Regions from separate parts of the Homo sapiens genome. Here regions 1, 2 and 4 are each linked to region 3. The links are chromatin contacts, found by Hi-C or POLR2A ChIA-PET in ENCODE. All regions are on one chromosome and are shown on one strand. Each heading gives the region's core, a stretch centred on a gene start or an enhancer-like site at or near the end of the contact. The rest is flanking DNA. Distances are from core to core; before and after follow the strand shown.

Region 1 (5,181 bases), core at 1,625-4,124, 1.1 Mb before region 3:
GATAAAAGCAATTAATAAAAGACCTAGCCAACCCCTTTAACCTCTTAAATACATTATTATAGAGTTCATGCACAAACACATGCATCTGAGAATGTGTAAAAGTTGTTATATATCCTCCCAAGGAAAAAAATTGTGCCTTGAGAGAAAGGCAACGAGATTTAAAAGATTTGTGTCTATAACCGTCTGTTATTAGTATTTATTTTAACAAATATACACCACCCTTATCCACACCAATTCCTTGGTTGTTTCTTCAAACAATTATCCACAAGCTTTTTAAAGTTTTTAGAATAATGCTATTAAGCAGACCGATGCATACACAATCATAAAGTGAATTCTTGGTCTGCCCTTTGTGGCGTCTGGACAATCATAATTCATTCACATGTTGAATCTCATAATTTGTACCTATTTTTTCCCATGGTCTAACCTCCCACTTACCTCGAGGTTGTATGTATATTTCTAAGTTAGGCAAATTAAATCTGATTCTTATGATTTGGTTCCGCAGCTTATAAGATATGTTAACTTTTCTTTTGTTTAGATTATGTATAATTAGTCTGATCTTCCATCCCCCTCTTTTTTTTTTTTTTACTTTAATTATTTTCAAATACCTTCTTTTAAAGGTAAAAGCAATAGTCTTGGAAAAGCGAATCTACCAGCAGGGGGCGCACCAGCCACATCCCTGAAACCAGCCGCGCTGAAAAGCCGGTGGCCGCCTTCTCTTCCCCAGATCTTCTCAACCTTTTCTCTTTCCTAATCTCCAGGTCCGTGTTTACCTTAATATTACACCTGGATTAAACAGAAAACAGTGCTGTATTTTGAAGAGCGCCGAATATGTATGCATTTTGAGAAACCCAATCTCACCCTTTCCGGGTTCCCAAGAACTAAAACAAGCCATAACTTGAGAGAAAAAGGAGAACCTTCGGGGGGCAGGAAGGTTGATTGGAAATAACTTAAGGAAAGTCTGCAGAATTCTTTTTTTTACAACTTTTCTGAGTTTCCAGTGGGTATATTTAGTGTGAGTTTGACAGTAACAGGCTAGGGAGGGCAGAGATTGGAGAAATTGGGGGTCGGGGGAGTGATTATGGGAAGAAGGTTAGTAAGGAACAAAACAATGCACCGTTTTGTAAAGATAATAAATGGAACGTGGCTGGTAGATACTATTCAGTACATTTTCTTAGGGTGAGTAAGGGTAGACCAGGGGAGGAGGGGGCGGAGAGAGTGTTACAGAAGAAAGAAAATAAGTAACCCTGATGGTTTAAGCCCTTTATAAAAAAGAAATGGCATCAGGTTTTTTTTTCTTTATTCCCCCCCACCCCACCCTTTGTAGTCAAGTGCATTTTAGCCACAAAGATCCCAACAAGAGAGTGGAAGGAAACTTAGACGAGGCTTTGTTTGACTCCGTGTAGCGACAACAAGAGAAACAAAACTACCTATTTGTAACGGACGTGCTGCCATTGCCCTCCGCATTGAGCGCCTACCTATTGAAATCTTTACGTCGGGACAATGGGAGAGCGGCTAAAATTACCCTCTTGGGTCCTGGGCGGGCAAGATTCCTGAGCCCCTACCCCCGCCCCCATCTCATCCTCCTCTAACCCGGGCCTTGCTGGGCTCCCCCTTCCCCAGTCCCGGCCGCCTTCTCCCAGTGTGCGCTGCCTGCACCTGTGCCTGGAGAGCATCGACCCCGCCTCCCAGGCCTTGAGCCCCTTTGCGGCGCAGCCCCAGCCTTGCGCGGCCTGGGCTTTGCGGCCACCACAATGGAAATCTACGGGGAAAATGCCAGGGCTGGTTCTGCTGGAGTCCTGGGAACTCTGCGTGGGAGGGAGTTTGTGACTGCGGCCCAAAAGCCACCTCCATACAGTGCCGTGGGATGCCAGGAAGTTGAAATCACCCTCCCCCATCGCCTGCACTTTTGAGCGCCCTTCCGTCTGTGTCTTTCCCCAGCCCCCATTTGAAAGCCGCACGACCGAAACCCTTCTTACGGGGAGGCATGGGATGGGAATGGGGAGTGGGGGCAGACAGTAGAAGCATCCCCTTTGCTACGGTTGAATGAAGACAGTCTAGTGGGAGATGTGGCTGGGGCTAAGAGGAAGAGCTGCAGTTTCCTGGGCCAAAGAGCTGAGTTGGACAGGGAGATGGCAGCTTACCAAGGCCTGCTGGTTCTCAGCTCTAGAGTCTGCCTTATGGTCCGAGCAGGATTTATTTTTAAGAACAGAGCAAGTTACGTGGAAGCAAGGAAGGTTTTGAGGACAGAGGTTTGGGTCTCCTAACTTCTAGTCGGGACTGTGAGAAGGGCGTGAGAGAGTGTTGGCACCTGTAAGGTAAGAGAGGAGAGCGGAAGAGCGCAGTACGGGAGCGGCACCAGAGGGGCTGGAGTTGGGGGGGAGTGCTGTGGATGAGCGGGAGAACAATGACACACCAACTCCTGCACTGGCTGTTTCCAGAAATACGAGTTGGACAGCCGCCCTGAGCCACCCACTGTGCCCTGCCCCACCCCCGCACCTTAGCTGCTTCCCGCGTCCCATCCTCATTTAAGTACCCTGCACCAAAAAGTAAATCAATATTAAGTTTAAAGAAAAAAAAACCCACGTAGTCTTAGTGCTGTTTACCCACTTCCTTCGAAAAGGCGTGTGGTGTGACCTGTTGCTGCGAGAGGGGATACAAAGGTTTCTCAGTGGCTGGCAGGCTGGCTCTGGGAGCCTCCTCCCCCTCCTCGCCTGCCCCCTCCTCCCCCGGCCTCCCCCGCGCGGCCGGCGGCGCGGGAGGCCCCGCCCCCTTTCATGCAAAACCCGGCAGCGAGGCTGGGCTCGAGTGGAGGAGCCGCCGCGCGCTGATTGGTCGCTAGAAACCCATTTATTCCCTGACAGCCCCCGTCACATGGATGGTTGTCTATTAACTTGTTCAAAAAAGTATCAGGAGTTGTCAAGGCAGAGAAGAGAGTGTTTGCAAAAGGGGGAAAGTAGTTTGCTGCCTCTTTAAGACTAGGACTGAGAGAAAGAAGAGGAGAGAGAAAGAAAGGGAGAGAAGTTTGAGCCCCAGGCTTAAGCCTTTCCAAAAAATAATAATAACAATCATCGGCGGCGGCAGGATCGGCCAGAGGAGGAGGGAAGCGCTTTTTTTGATCCTGATTCCAGTTTGCCTCTCTCTTTTTTTCCCCCAAATTATTCTTCGCCTGATTTTCCTCGCGGAGCCCTGCGCTCCCGACACCCCCGCCCGCCTCCCCTCCTCCTCTCCCCCCGCCCGCGGGCCCCCCAAAGTCCCGGCCGGGCCGAGGGTCGGCGGCCGCCGGCGGGCCGGGCCCGCGCACAGCGCCCGCATGTACAACATGATGGAGACGGAGCTGAAGCCGCCGGGCCCGCAGCAAACTTCGGGGGGCGGCGGCGGCAACTCCACCGCGGCGGCGGCCGGCGGCAACCAGAAAAACAGCCCGGACCGCGTCAAGCGGCCCATGAATGCCTTCATGGTGTGGTCCCGCGGGCAGCGGCGCAAGATGGCCCAGGAGAACCCCAAGATGCACAACTCGGAGATCAGCAAGCGCCTGGGCGCCGAGTGGAAACTTTTGTCGGAGACGGAGAAGCGGCCGTTCATCGACGAGGCTAAGCGGCTGCGAGCGCTGCACATGAAGGAGCACCCGGATTATAAATACCGGCCCCGGCGGAAAACCAAGACGCTCATGAAGAAGGATAAGTACACGCTGCCCGGCGGGCTGCTGGCCCCCGGCGGCAATAGCATGGCGAGCGGGGTCGGGGTGGGCGCCGGCCTGGGCGCGGGCGTGAACCAGCGCATGGACAGTTACGCGCACATGAACGGCTGGAGCAACGGCAGCTACAGCATGATGCAGGACCAGCTGGGCTACCCGCAGCACCCGGGCCTCAATGCGCACGGCGCAGCGCAGATGCAGCCCATGCACCGCTACGACGTGAGCGCCCTGCAGTACAACTCCATGACCAGCTCGCAGACCTACATGAACGGCTCGCCCACCTACAGCATGTCCTACTCGCAGCAGGGCACCCCTGGCATGGCTCTTGGCTCCATGGGTTCGGTGGTCAAGTCCGAGGCCAGCTCCAGCCCCCCTGTGGTTACCTCTTCCTCCCACTCCAGGGCGCCCTGCCAGGCCGGGGACCTCCGGGACATGATCAGCATGTATCTCCCCGGCGCCGAGGTGCCGGAACCCGCCGCCCCCAGCAGACTTCACATGTCCCAGCACTACCAGAGCGGCCCGGTGCCCGGCACGGCCATTAACGGCACACTGCCCCTCTCACACATGTGAGGGCCGGACAGCGAACTGGAGGGGGGAGAAATTTTCAAAGAAAAACGAGGGAAATGGGAGGGGTGCAAAAGAGGAGAGTAAGAAACAGCATGGAGAAAACCCGGTACGCTCAAAAAGAAAAAGGAAAAAAAAAAATCCCATCACCCACAGCAAATGACAGCTGCAAAAGAGAACACCAATCCCATCCACACTCACGCAAAAACCGCGATGCCGACAAGAAAACTTTTATGAGAGAGATCCTGGACTTCTTTTTGGGGGACTATTTTTGTACAGAGAAAACCTGGGGAGGGTGGGGAGGGCGGGGGAATGGACCTTGTATAGATCTGGAGGAAAGAAAGCTACGAAAAACTTTTTAAAAGTTCTAGTGGTACGGTAGGAGCTTTGCAGGAAGTTTGCAAAAGTCTTTACCAATAATATTTAGAGCTAGTCTCCAAGCGACGAAAAAAATGTTTTAATATTTGCAAGCAACTTTTGTACAGTATTTATCGAGATAAACATGGCAATCAAAATGTCCATTGTTTATAAGCTGAGAATTTGCCAATATTTTTCAAGGAGAGGCTTCTTGCTGAATTTTGATTCTGCAGCTGAAATTTAGGACAGTTGCAAACGTGAAAAGAAGAAAATTATTCAAATTTGGACATTTTAATTGTTTAAAAATTGTACAAAAGGAAAAAATTAGAATAAGTACTGGCGAACCATCTCTGTGGTCTTGTTTAAAAAGGGCAAAAGTTTTAGACTGTACTAAATTTTATAACTTACTGTTAAAAGCAAAAATGGCCATGCAGGTTGACACCGTTGGTAATTTATAATAGCTTTTGTTCGATCCCAACTTTCCATTTTGTTCAGATAAAAAAAACCATGAAATTACTGTGTTTGAAATATTTTCTTATGGTTTGTAATATTTCTGTAAATTTATT
Region 2 (4,759 bases), core at 1,296-3,795, 1.5 Mb after region 3:
ATGAATCCCAGATTTTCAGGTTAGGCACTATCTATTACGTAAGCAACAATATATTTGGGGGACTTGATTGAGTAGGGAAAGTTAACAAATTCTGGCCAGGTAATAAGTATCAGAGTTTGGATGAAAACTCAAGCAATCTGACCTGTGGATTTGGCTGTAGATGATGGTCCCTTCTGGCCTCTGTCAGCTTTTTCTTTTTTTTTTTGAGACGGAGTTTCGCTCATGTTGCCCAGGCTGGAGTGCAATGGCAGGATCTCAGCTCACCGCAAGCTCCACCTCCCGGGTTCAAGCAATTCTCCTGCCTCAGCCTCCTGAGTAGCTGCGATTATAGGCATGCGCAACCATGCCTGGCTAATTTTTGTATATTTTTAGTAGAGACGGGGTTTCTCTATGTTGGTCAGGCTGGTCTCAAACTCCCGATCTCAGGTGATCCGCCTGCCTCAGCCTCCCAAAATACTGGGATTACAGGCGTGAGCCACCGCCCCCGACCGGCTGTCAGTTTTAAGATTACTTCTCTTCTGTCCTTATTCTTCCATCCTTACGCTTTTGCCCCTCCGTGGGAGTGTCTGCTCTTTTTATATTTTATTTCATTTATTTATTTATTTATTTGAAACAGAGTCTCACTCTGTTGCCCAGGCTGGAATGCAGTTGTGATCTCAGGTCACTGCAGCCTCCAACTCCCAGGTTCAAGCGATTCTCCTGCCTTAGCCTCTCCACTAGCTGGGACTACAGGTGCTTGCCACCACATCTGGCTGATTTTTCTATTTATAGTAGAGATGAGGTTTCACCATGTTGGCCAGGGTGCTCTCGAACTCCTGACTTCAGGTGATCTGCCTGCCTTGGCCTCCCAAAGTGCTGGAATTACAGGCGTGAGCCACCGTGCCTGCCTTTATTTTTTATTTTTATTTTTATTTTTTGAGACAGAGTCTCACTGTCATCCAGGCTAGAGTGCAGTGGCGCAATCTTGGCTCACTGCAAGCTCTGCCTCCCGGGTTCAAGCAGTTTTCTGCCTCTGCCTCCTGAGTGGCTGGGACTACAGGCGCACGCCACCAGACCCGTCTAATTTTTTGTATTTTAGTAGAGATGGGGGTTTCACCATGTTGGCCAGGATGGTGACCCCGTGATCCGCCCTGACCCCGTGATCCGCCCGCCTCGGCCTTCCAAAGTGCTGGGATTACAGGCGTGAACCACCGCGCCCGGCCCATGATCCTTTTAAACGACAAATCTCATACTACTTGCCTAGTTAGAATGTTTCTAACTTTTTAAACGACAAATCTCATACTACTTGCCTAGTTAGAATGTTTCTATCCTTTTAATTTCCTTTGTTATAGGCCTTTCAAGGACCTAATCTAAATTCTTTTCAAAGCCTGCATAATTCGTGTTGTATCACGATTTACTTAGGCAGGACTGAGTCTTTAATTTCTTTTTTTCTTTCTTTTTTTTTTTTTTTGAGATGGAGTCTCACCCTGTCGCCAGGCTAGAGTGCAGTGGCGTAATTTCGGCTCACTGCAACCTCCGCCTCCCGGGTTCAAGCAATTCTCTGCCTCTGCCTACCGAGTAGCTAGGACTACAGGCGTGCGCCACCAGGCCCAGCTAATTTTTTGTATTTTAGTAGAGACGGGGTTTCACCATGTTGGCCAGGATGGTCTAGATCTCCTGACCCCGTGATCCGCCCGCCTCGGCCTCCCAAAGTGCTGGGATTACAGGCGTGAGCCACTGCGCCCGGCCCATGATCTTTTTAAACTACAAATCTCATACTACTTGCCTAATTAGAATGTTTCTATCCTTTTAATTTCCTTTGTTATTGGCCTTTCAATGACCTAATCTAAATTATTTTCAAAGCCTGCATAATTCGTATTGTATCACGATTTACTTAGGCAGGACGGAGTCTTTAATTTCTTTCTTTTTTTTTTTTGAGATGGAGTCTCGCCCTGTCGCCAGGCTAGGCTAGAGTGCAGTGGCACAATCTCCGCTCACTGCAACCTCTGCCTCCCGGGCTCAAACAATTCTCCTGCCTCAGCCTCCCAAGTAGCTGGGACTACGGGTGCGCCACCACGCCCGGCTAATTTTTGTATTTTTAGTAAAGACGGGGTTTCACCATGTTGGCCAGGATGGTCTCGATCTCTTGACCTCGTGATCCGCCCACCTCGGCCTCCCAAAGTACTGGGATTAAGGTGTGAGCCACCGCGCCCCGCTTATTTTTTTTTTTTTTTTGCCGAGACTTTGATTTCAGTTTCTCAGCCCTCAACCAGCACTTCGCCTTGTACTTAGCATGCACTCAATAAATGGTTGCTTAAAATATGAATGAACTAAAGAATCGCGGAACAGAGAGAAACACAGAGGGGAATCGGTCTGGGAGTTTCAAAGTTCGGGAGGGGACACGGGGGCGGGCTGTGGCTGTCACGTGACGGGGCGGGGGCAAATCCCATGTGCTCGGCGGCGCAGATCGCCCGGCGCGGCTCCGCCCCCTGCGCCGGTCACGTGGGGGCGCCGGCTGCGCCTGCGGAGAAGCGGTGGCCGCCGAGCGGGATCTGTGCGGGGAGCCGGAAATGGTTGTGGACTACGTCTGTGCGGCTGCGTGGGGCTCGGCCGCGCGGACTGAAGGAGACTGAAGGTAAAGCCGCCATGTCCGGGCCCGACCCGGCCCCCCCACCCCCTCCCCCCGCATCCGCCGCCATCCGGGCCGGGACCGGCCACCCTGCGCCGCCGCCCCGGCGCCCTGGCCCCGCGGCCCGACCCAGGGCCCCGGCCCGCCAGGGTCCCGATCCCCGGCCCACGTGTGCCTGGCCCGGCCGGGCCTGGCTGCTGGGTGGGGGTGGGGAGCGCAGGGCCGGACTATGCGGGCCCCGCGGGCTGGTAGGGCGCCGGGTTCGTCGCCGCGAAATGCCACCTCGGCCTGACCCGAGGAGGCCCGGCAGCCCACGGGCGCAGGCACCACGGCTCCCGGCCCGCCGCCCCCTCCCCCCTTCGCGGCCAGGCCGCCGGGAAGTGACACGTTGTTCTTTGGCACTGGCCCGCGCTGCGCAGGGAGGGCGCAGGGGAGGGAGGCGGTGGCGGCGGGCAGGGAGGAGCCCCCGGCCCCGCCCGCCCTCCGGGCCGACCCTCACTTGCCTGAAACCGGCTCCTCGACGGCCGCCGCCCGCCTGGCCTTTTAGGGCCTGACTCCCGCCCTTCCTGGCCTACACTCCTGGGCGGCGGCAGGCCTAGCTTCTGGCCCAGTGCGGGTTCCCCGGCGGCAGGCGTATCCTGTGTGCCCCTGGGCCAGGCCCGAACCCGGTGTCCCCGGGTGGGGGGTGGGGACGCCACGGCCGAAGCAGCTAGCTCCGTTCGTGATCCGGGAGCCTGGTGCCAGCGAGACCTGGAATTTCCGGTCTGGTTGGTCTGGGGCCCCGCGGAGCCAGGTTGATACCCTCACCTCCCAACCCCAGGCCCTCGGATGCCCAGAACCTGTAGGCCGCACCGTGGACTTGTTCTTAATCGAGGGGGTGAGTGAGGGGTCTGTTTCAGTAGGTCAGGGGTTGGTTGGAAGTGATGCGGGTTTGACAGCATGTTGGTGGGGACAGGCTGTATCTTTTCTGCTTCACCCTCTTGGCATCTCTGGGACTCCGTATGGGACCCAGCCCTTGCATCAACCCTTTCACCGCCCCATTTGCCTTAAGCTTGGGTCCCTTCCTCTTCCTGAGCGCCACTCTTTCCCAACAGGTGCTGGGGGGACCCTGATGTGGCACCAAATGAAATGAACAAAGCTCCACAGTCCACAGGCCCCCCACCCGCCCCATCCCCCGGACTCCCACAGGTAATTAGGGAGGAATTAGCAGGGGTGGGGGTGGGGGAGACCAGGCAGTCTCCAGCCTCTGGATCTTCCTACCCCCATCTGTGTCAGGGCAAAGTGCAGCCGCCTGCTGCCAAATTGAGACAGGGCCCCTGGGCTGTCCCCGGGGGCTGTCACGGGGAGGGGGTATGTGGATTGTTAAGGCTCTTGCCGCAGATCTGCTCCCCTTATTTCACCAGCTTGGGTTTCTGCCCCACCTGGGCTTCCCCTCTTGCTGAACTCTGGTCTCCCCTCTTCAGCCAGCGTTTCCCCCGGGGCAGACAGCGCCGGTGGTGTTCAGTACGCCACAAGCGACACAAATGAACACGCCTTCTCAGCCCCGCCAGGTGAGGGGCTGTGGGGAGGGGAGTAGGGGACCTGGGTGGGAGCAGTGGAAAGCTTTGGCCAGTTTAGGTCTAGGATGGAAACTGGAGGCCCCATACCTGGCCTTAATCCTCTGTGTTCTTTCATGCGGCTCTGCGCCTTGCCCTGTTGATTACTCACGGTGGCTGGTCCCTTGGATAGTATGTTGTCAATGAGGGTGGCATTACTGGGATCCTAGTGCCTCTGAGAATTGGGGGCAGTGCTTTGGGCCCTGCTGCCAGCTCTTGCTTTCCTATTTGCTCCTTTTACCGGAGGCTGCTATTGCTCTATTGCTCTCTCTGCTTTCTCTTTGGACTGTGGTGAGGTAAACACTCCAGCTGGTCCTTGCCTTTCTCTGTTCCCCAGCTTCTTCCTTACTAAGTGGGAGGATTCTTGTCCTGTCTTATTGCCTTCATTCCCTCCCCCCGCCATCACCTTGGGGGTAATTCTCTTCTTTCCTATCCCCATGTGCTCTCAGGGAGGATTCAGGTCTCTGCAGGTAATATCCCTTTCCCAACCCTGGACAGTCTTCTGGTCTCATCCTTACCCTCCACCCTAGTCAGGGGCTAGACACAGGGAATGGGG
Region 3 (4,833 bases), core at 1,165-3,664:
TGTAATCCCAGCACTGTGGGAGGCCGTGGCAGGTGGATCACGAGGCCAAGAGATCAAGACCATCCTGGACAACATGCTGAAACCCCATCTCTACTAAAAATACAAAAATTAGCTGGGCATGGTGGCGCACCTGCAGTCCCAGCTACTCGGCTACTCGGGAGGCTGAGGCAGAAGAATCGCTTGAACCCAGGAGACGAAGGGTGCAGTGAGCCGAGATCAGGCCACTCCACTCCAGCCTGCCGACAGAGTGAGACTCCGTCTCCAAAAAAAAAAAAAAAAAAAAAAAAAAAAGGCTTAAAACACTACCTGGGCTGCTCATTCTGTTCCTGACAGTTTGAGCTTCAATTTGATCTTTACATAGTTACCCTGAGATTACTTCTTACCATATTCCACCAGAGCACTAGGAATCAAGCCCTTCCTTCTCCCAACTTCTTCCTTTTGAAATTTGGGGCACAATTAAATAATGATACACAAAGTATTCTCCAGATCGCTATTTCTTATGTTATCTTGAAAAATTTTAGCGGCATATAAATAAAAATTTCCAGGCCTAATTTGTAATCAAACCATTTGCAGATGAATAAAAGTAGGCATGGCCATATTTTTATTTTTGGACGTAGCTTAAGAACATGAGCACTATTGCCTGACAATCCAGAATCTGAATCCTAGCTTTGCCAAATTAGTGTGAGCCTCCATTTCTGCATCTATACAAAACGGGAATAATACCTACTTCAAGGGATTGATTGGAGTTAAATTACAGCATACAAGTAAAGAACTTGATACAGGACCTGGGTGCTCCATGAATGGACACAGTGCTCCATGAATGGCAGTAAGGTTTTGTCACTAAATATATCTCAAAACTTCCTTTTAGGGTCATAAAGTAAGGTTTAGCCACAAGAATAAAAGTAAGATGACTTTTCAAATATCTAGCTATTTTTTGAAGTTGGATGATTTATAATATAAAATTCCATGTTGGTTTTACAGATCATAAATATCCCCAAAGAAAGATTCTATTTGTGGTGCTGGATAAGCATTATATAGTAAGAAATGTCTACTGAAACTAGAAGATTGAGGATGCATATTCAACGACCTGCCTAGTCATGCTAATCTCATTTAGATTTGTTCTTGCTTAATTTTTTTTTTTTTTTTTTTTTTTTGAGACGGAGTCTCCTTCTGCCGCCCAGGCTGGAGTGCAGTGGCGCCATCTCGGCTCACTGCAAGCTCTGCCTCCCGGGTTCACGTCATTCTCCTGCCTCAGCCTCCCGAGTAGCTGGGACTACAGGCGACCGCCACCACGCTCGGCTAATGTTTTGTATTTTTTAGTAGAGATGGGGTTTCGCCATGTTAGCCAGGAAGGTCTCGATCTCCTGACCTCGTGATCCACCCGCCTCGGCCTCCCAAAGTGCTGGGATTACATGGGATTACAGGCGTGAGCCACCGCGCCCGGCCGCTTAATTTTTTTTTTTTTAACCACAAACGTCTGTCGGTGAAGTGTGCTTTAATTCAGCAAAAATACAGCATTCAATACATATACATAACACAATATGTATACGGGGCTGCTTTTAAACAACGCCAAACCTTTAAGTCAAAGCCTTGTTCCAGTTGCTTGTATATTCCTTCTGAGCTTGTCATCCACACACTTTTTTAACCTAGGTCAAGTTACTGCTACGGGTGTTTTTGATTGCAGAAGTTTGGCAGTTAGCAGTAAAGAACTACCTTTTTATACAAATTATCTTCCCCTGAACCTGTCCAATTTAGCACACGGCAAGACAGAATATCTCATCCATTCGCCTAGAAACACGGGTCCAGGCTGTACCAGGCTCAGGGGACTTGCAACGCTTTCGAATCACTTAATGGGTGTGATCAAGATTTCCCTAGCCCCGTCTCAGCCATTTGCTAAAGAAGAGGCCTGACTTGTGTTGAGACGAAAGCTCTTACAGCTTGATGGAACCCAAACTGGGACTTCTGGGGGGATTAACTTTCAGTCACATACGTTCAGGACTGTGCGTATGCGTGTCGGGAGACGCGTGAACCAAAGAAGCCACAGAGCCCGAAAAAGACCTGCAACAGGAGGTAGAGACCGAGGAATCGGCCCCAAGCTGCAGACTCCGGAGATGGCCAGACCCACAGACACGACTTAATCCCACTCCCAGAACGGGGAGGAGGGTGGCAGTGGACAGAAACAGCGTTCGAGAACCCGGCACCTTTCCACGCTCGCTTCTTCCCGGACCCACAACACAGAAACCCCCCAACTCGGAACGGCGGCGGGGCGCGCCAGGCCCCCCTCGGTCCGCGCACCCCCTTTCGTCACGTCCGGGGGCGGGCCGGGGCGCCGGGGGCGGTCCCGGGTGGAGCCGGGGGGCCGGGCGGGGCGGGGCGGGGGTGGGGTTGCGGGGGTGCTTTGGGTGACAACGGTCAATAATGAAGGTGGCTGCGGCGCGGCGGCAGGCTCAGCTGCGCCGGGCGGGGGCGGCGCCGGGGCCGCGCCTGTAGGACTCGGGGCCGACGCCGCGGGATGGGGACGCGGCGCGGGGAGTGAGGCAGTGGCGGCGGCGGCGGTAAGCGGAACTTCGGCCCGAGGGGCTCGCCCGCTCCCGCCTCTGTCTTGTCGGCCTCCACCTGCAGCCCCGCGGCCCCCGCGCCCCGCGGGACCCGGACGGCGACGACGGGGGAATGTGGCGCTGGATCCGGCAGCAGCTGGTAGGTGCCCCCGCCCCTCCACCTCCATTCGTCCGCCCCCGCGGGGCCTCTCGGCCCGGGGTGGCGGGGAAAGGCCGGCGGCGCGGAGCCGGGAGGCCAGGGCGTGGGCGCCCGGCTAGGCCGCAGCGGAGACGGGCGCGGGGCCCAGAGCCGGAGAAGCCCCGTGCGGCTCCCGGGCTCGTCTCGCCTCCAAGCCCGGGCCGCCGAGGCTGGCGCCGAGCGGCCGGAGGCGGCCGCTTCTAGCCGGCGCTTCTCCGTTACTTCTTCCCCCTTGCCGCTCCGGGGCTGCTGTGGCCAGAGGCGGGAGTCCCGAGCGGGGTGGCGGTGCCCCCAGAGGAAACAGGGCGAGGGAGCTGAGCGAGAGTAGGTCTTGGGGAGATGAGAGAGGCGTGCTCTTCCTGCCTCGAACAATTTGGGACGTGTTTGGGTGAAGGGGAAGCGAAGAACCTGTCTTCTGCCCCCACTCGTCACGGACTTCTGGAAGCGTGTCACGATCCAGAGCTGTGTTGATTCCCGAGGAGGAGGCTGTCGTAGGTGTCTAGCCCCCTCAGCGAGAGACGTTTCTCCCCAGGACCTGGAAAGGGGAAAGACTGTGCCAGCTGCCGGTCTAGCTTCGGAAACGATACGTATTGTACGATAGTTACGAACGATACGTACTGTCGTTTCCTTCCTACCTCGTCCTCACCCCACCCCGAGTGAAACTTTTCGAGTGTGAACCTTACTTTTTTCCCGTTCTCCTCAAGGCAGTTTGAACGACACAGGTTTGGAAGGAATAGTTAACTCTCCAGTATTATTGGAACATCTGGACACCACCAACAAAAAATCTTAGAAAAGGGTCATTTAAGGCCTATAAAAAGTGCCACCTTTCCCAGAATTAATTCAGAGAGAAAAATCTTATCTGCCTCCTGGCAGCTACAGCGCAGAAAGTACAGCATTAAGGCAGCTGTGACAATTAGGACAGAAATTGCCCCTGGCTGAAGAAGCCTAACCTTATCTGTGTGATGAGGCCGGTTACTATTTAATTTCTAAATCGCATTAACTTAATGCTTCTACAAGTTGGCGTTTTCATTTACTAATTCTAAAGGCAGTGGTAAAATTTAGTGAAACAGGAACTATTTTTGTGGGACGAAAGCACTGATAACTCTTTTTCCCTTCTGCTCTAGAAAAGCATTTTAACGTTAAGACCAAGAAGTGTGGTGTTTCAGAGCCAGCCTTCTGTTACTTCGTTTTGCAGCGGGCATCATTCTCAAAAAAAAAAAAAAATTATAAATAAGAACTGCCTACCACTCCCTCCTACAAATGTTGGGTCTCTGTTTTTAGCATTGTAAATTCAGATATCCCAGATATATGCTTTATTAGGAAACCAAGCTAATGATGTCATTATAATACCATCTTGTAATACTTTGGCTTTGTTGCAGTAAGCTGTAGCACAGTAATTTTACTCAGAAAGTTAATTATTACAGATTTGATCTTATGCTTTTGATTTGCCAAATCTTCTTGTATAGAGGGCTGATTTACCTGATGGTGTTTTTGTGTGGTAGGAAGATCATTTTAAAGTGGTTCTCTTGAAGCTTTTTTAAAAATGTATTGAGACATCCTTTCTCACTGTTAGGTATTTTTTAGCCAGAATAAAATCCTGGTTGTATAACCATGCTCATCTTCAAGACAGAAAACCTGGTAATGTTTTTTAAAATGGCTTCAAATGAACCCAGCTAAAAGGAAGGGCCGGAAGTTGTGTGTGGTTATTTTACAAGGCAGCCGTCTTAACAGGGATGGTTAACGAGTTGAACAAGTTCCTGTGCATAAAAAATGCTATCTCTGACATTTAGTTGCTCACCTCACTGGTTTTAAGTTATCAGATCCTCTAAGTATGTAATCATACTTGGGCCAATGTAGGACTTTGTGTCTCTGGTTAAGTTTGTATGATCACATAAATTAAACATCAAGGACCCTGGATACAGAGTAATGAAAGTATATTTTGCTATCCCAGTCATAGACAGCTATTCTGATTACTGCACCAGAAATTATTCAACTCAGGTAAAAGCTAGTTTAGATTATACTTCCAGTGGCTTAATGGATTGAATCACCACGACTTTCAGCAATGGGTTTATTTTAAAATGCAGATAACTAGGACAA
Region 4 (3,308 bases), core at 60-2,559, 1.3 Mb after region 3:
TTCAGCCTTTCCTTTTCTAGGATAAATCAAATGGTTTTCGTTCCGCACCCTAACGAGGCAAGAAATGACAAACTCCTCGGTCCCCCTAGGCGGGCGCCGGAGCACGACGGGTCAAGTCGGAATCGCCACGTGGAAACAGCTCTCAGCATCGCGAACTCCAAATCCCGACGTGCAACGCGGGGCGGGATGGGAACAGTTTGCAGGAACTGCAGAAGCCTGTGGCGTGGAACCTGGACAGGTCCCGTGCAGAAAGGGCGCTATGCCTTACAGAAAAGTTCCTTGCCTCCCAAATGACGCCCAGCCTTCCTGCCCCGTTCCACCGCTTTCCCACGGCCCCGCCCCTCTACAGAGTTGGTTTATTCCCCGCAGCCACCGCTTCTTTCCCCAAAGAGAAAAAGGTGCTGCTGCGCCTTTTCAAGCCTTGGACCTTTACGCCCGCACTTTCCTCTGCCCAGAAAGCTTACTGCTTAACTCCAGTACAACTTACTGGTGCGCCTGGATCCACCCCCGTCTCCACTCTGCTTAAGACACAGGAGGCTGATAGGCTGGAAGAATGAATAGATGACATAAAATAGTCATTGTTATCCCCACATAACTTGGCAGCAAGATTGTGGAACTCTGCAGTCAGACAGATCGGGTTCCAATACCAGTTCTTCCACTTACTAGCTGGGTAAACTTCCTTCATCCTTCTGAGAGTTCAAGAAACGTTTGCTGAACGAATGAATAAGATGTTTTGCAGAGATAATGCTTGTATCGTGCCTGGCCCAAAATCAGCGCTCAATGGAATTACTGGTCTCCCTACTATATGCCTGCCACCTTCTCTATTTATGCAGGTTCTGAGTTCCTCGCAGCGGGGGAACATCTGGCTCGGTTCTATCTCCCCAAGGCGCTGGGTTCCCAGAAGTTTCTAGAATGAATACGGAGGGCTACATATTTCACATGCGCGGGGCGGGGAAACTGCTGGGCGATTACAGATTCCCGATGGAGCTGGCCCCTTCGTGGCGACCACAAGTCCTATCACGCCACAAGAATCTCGGCTTGTTCACCTACAAATGAAGGCCGACGATACTTGCAGACCGAGTCTGACATCTATGGGACCCCACTCCTACCCTGCGCCTCAGGGGCCGGGACAACCGTGACCCGTACCGACTCCTCGCGCCTCCGGGATCAACCTCAGACCCCTGTGGGCTCCCGGGGAAGACGCATGCGCACTGCTCCCTCCTCGTCTCCTTCCCTTCGTTAATTAGTCCATCGCATTTCAAGTGCTGGATCCTTTTTGTCCCCTACTGCGTGCGGTGGCAGCTTCCTTGCGGAAGTGGTGACCGTGAGAGAAGAAGATGGCGGCCCCTGTAGTGGCGCCGCCTGGTGTGGTGGTTAGTCGGGCTAACAAGCGCAGCGGCGCGGGGCCGGGAGGCAGCGGTGGCGGGGGAGCCAGAGGGGCGGAGGAGGAACCGCCGCCGCCCCTACAAGCAGTTCTGGTGGCCGATAGCTTCGATCGCCGCTTCTTCCCCATCTCCAAGGACCAGCCTCGGGTGAGCGCCGCGCACGCGAGCAGCCAGAGGGCAGGAAGGGTGGCAGGGCTGGAGCAAGTTCTCATTTCGGCTAACTACAACAGCATGCCCTTGAAGGACCTGCGTCTATGCTGTTATCCTAAAACCGGATGCAGAGGGACTGTCTAAACCCTGATGACTGCTGACCAAGTTAGTGGCCGGCAGATTTGGGCATTCGTAATGCTGTCCACCTCGGGTTTGAAAGGAATGAAGAGAGCTAAATGTAGAAACAGCGCTTGAGAGAAGCCTTCACGCGGGGATTCAGTGCCCCTAGAAGAGGCTGCGCCGCTTTTAACCTTGCCGATGACGGTTGCTTAGGTGAAAAGAAACGACCTTTTGCCTCTGAAAGGGCGGTAATATGCCTTAAAAAGAGCGGGCTAGATCTCAGGCAGTGTATTTTTTTTTTCCTTCCAGGTTCTAATGATAGCCGGTGCTATCTGTCGAAAGGACAAAATGGGTTTAGTGGTTGATTGCCATCAGCCCCCGAGTTGTCTAGACAATGGGGTATTGGACTCAGCTGGGTCGTTCAGCAGTCAGTTCAGAAAGAGGGAACTGCATTGGATTTAAGGAAAATCCTCTCTAATTCCCTCGAAAAAGCCTAATGGCTGTTCATTTTTGACAAGTGACGGGAGATGGCTAACCTCTGACACTTAGAAAGGGATCAAGGAAGGAAATCTTATGGGGAAGAAGGCCTTAGCAATGCTTAAATTTATGGAAATATGATTGATTTCCAGTATTATCCTTTGCCAGCAGTGAACTGCCATTCTGTCACAGCTCTGTGTCTGATACAAGGCACATAGATTCTGTACTTACCATCCCCAAATTGCAATGTCTCAGACTCAGGCTTAGAGCATGGCATGAACATCAAAGGCAGGAACCTGTTTATCTTTGAATTGGAAAGATACAGCAAAATTACACTGTTTGGAAATACGAATAGAGGAGTGAAAATTGTTGCAGTGGGGTACCCAAAGGGATTCGAGACCTCAAGTTTTTTTTCATCTTGTATCCTTCAGGTCCTCTTGCCCCTGGCCAATGTGGCATTAATTGACTACACTCTGGAATTCCTGACTGCCACAGGTGTACAGGAAACATTTGTCTTTTGTTGCTGGAAAGCTGCTCAAATCAAAGAACATTTACTGTAAGGCCCTGCAACTTTTCTTTCCATGTTTCGCCATCTTTTTCCAGTTTTTTCAGGATGAATGTAACTAAGGGGAAATGTGAGAGGGGAAAAATGTGTCTACTTAGATGTCATTGTAAGTTCTAAGGGTATTTTCTACACTTATCAGGAGGTGAGCAGCTGAAACTTTGTATCTGTCTGTCTTGGGTTTTCTGTGACAAAGATTAAAGAATAAACTTGGGTTTTTTCTGAATCTCATTATAAAGTTTGGTGCCAGTGGACTTTGCTTTTATTTAATGGCTTCAGTATGGAAGTTACAATGATAACATCTTTGTTTTCCCACTGAGTTTCTAAATCTTGTTTGTTCTCACCTTCAAGGATATAAATGAGCTCCTTGTCATCTTTGTATTCCCACTGCCTAGCTCAGTCCCAAGCATATAGTGAGCACTTACATGTTTGTTGAAATCTTGAAAACTAGGGAATCGCATTGCTTATGGAAGTCCAGGATGTAAAGACTAGGACATTAGCATGGTCTCCATCAGACAGTTCCTAAATGTTATATGGATTGCAGAAGGGGAAAGCTGACGTGAAGCGTGTTCCCAGGCTACTTTGTGTACCCTAGGCTTCAGCAGGATTTTGAG

What was found. A loop is a pair of places that touch in the nucleus more often than their neighbours do. ChIA-PET counts read pairs that join two places held with the same protein, here RNA polymerase II (POLR2A). Pooled maps may share reads with other maps.
Region 1: a pooled map shows a loop between it and region 3 (4-fold over the local background). The contact joins the promoter of SOX2 here to the promoter of ATP11B in region 3. A Hi-C loop is called at or near these places in 7 of 50 pooled maps.
Region 2: a loop to region 3 is called in a map of breast epithelium, with 16 times the contacts of the local background. The contact joins the promoter of EIF4G1 here to the promoter of ATP11B in region 3. A Hi-C loop is called at or near these places in 2 of 168 maps with a recorded cell type or tissue (breast epithelium and gastrocnemius medialis), 1 of 37 single-sample maps with no recorded cell type and 11 of 50 pooled maps.
Region 4: a loop to region 3 is called in a pooled map, with 7 times the contacts of the local background. The contact joins the promoter of EIF2B5 here to the promoter of ATP11B in region 3. A Hi-C loop is called at or near these places in 10 of 50 pooled maps. POLR2A ChIA-PET finds 5 or more read pairs at or near these places in 2 of 52 experiments (A549 and activated CD4-positive, alpha-beta T cell).

What each region holds. Positions count from the first base shown.
Region 1 is chr3:181,709,051-181,714,231 of GRCh38, forward strand. SOX2 (SRY-box transcription factor 2) reads left to right here and starts at 2,875. Exons shown (of 1, transcript NM_003106.4): 1 at 2,875-5,181. The coding sequence starts at 3,311. The coding sequence ends at 4,264. The region is part of intron 6 of SOX2-OT (SOX2 overlapping transcript); the gene reads left to right. RefSeq lists enhancers at 1,304-2,157, 2,158-3,010, 3,011-3,864, 3,865-4,716, a promoter at 2,103-3,136 and a silencer at 2,716-2,775.
Region 2 is chr3:184,312,061-184,316,819 of GRCh38, forward strand. EIF4G1 (eukaryotic translation initiation factor 4 gamma 1) reads left to right here and starts at 2,546. Exons shown (of 33, transcript NM_198241.3): 1 at 2,546-2,614; 2 at 3,429-3,485; 3 at 3,703-3,796; 4 at 4,072-4,158. The coding sequence starts at 3,737. RefSeq lists enhancers at 1,969-2,469, 3,194-3,815 and silencers at 2,297-2,626, 2,647-3,356.
Region 3 is chr3:182,791,090-182,795,922 of GRCh38, forward strand. It overlaps ATP11B (ATPase phospholipid transporting 11B (putative)), which reads left to right and starts at 2,415. Exons shown (of 30, transcript NM_014616.3): 1 at 2,415-2,697. The coding sequence starts at 2,671. It overlaps ATP11B-DT (ATP11B divergent transcript), which reads right to left and starts at 2,275. Exons shown (of 3, transcript NR_187316.1): 1 at 1,991-2,275. RefSeq lists a silencer at 2,250-2,999.
Region 4 is chr3:184,134,049-184,137,356 of GRCh38, forward strand. It overlaps EIF2B5 (eukaryotic translation initiation factor 2B subunit epsilon), which reads left to right and starts at 1,310. Exons shown (of 16, transcript NM_003907.3): 1 at 1,310-1,532; 2 at 2,564-2,688. The coding sequence starts at 1,338. It overlaps EIF2B5-DT (EIF2B5 divergent transcript), which reads right to left and starts at 1,213. Exons shown (of 2, transcript NR_183721.1): 1 at 488-1,213; 2 at 1-230. RefSeq lists enhancers at 1-340, 1,210-1,269, 1,590-1,659 and a silencer at 1,410-1,519.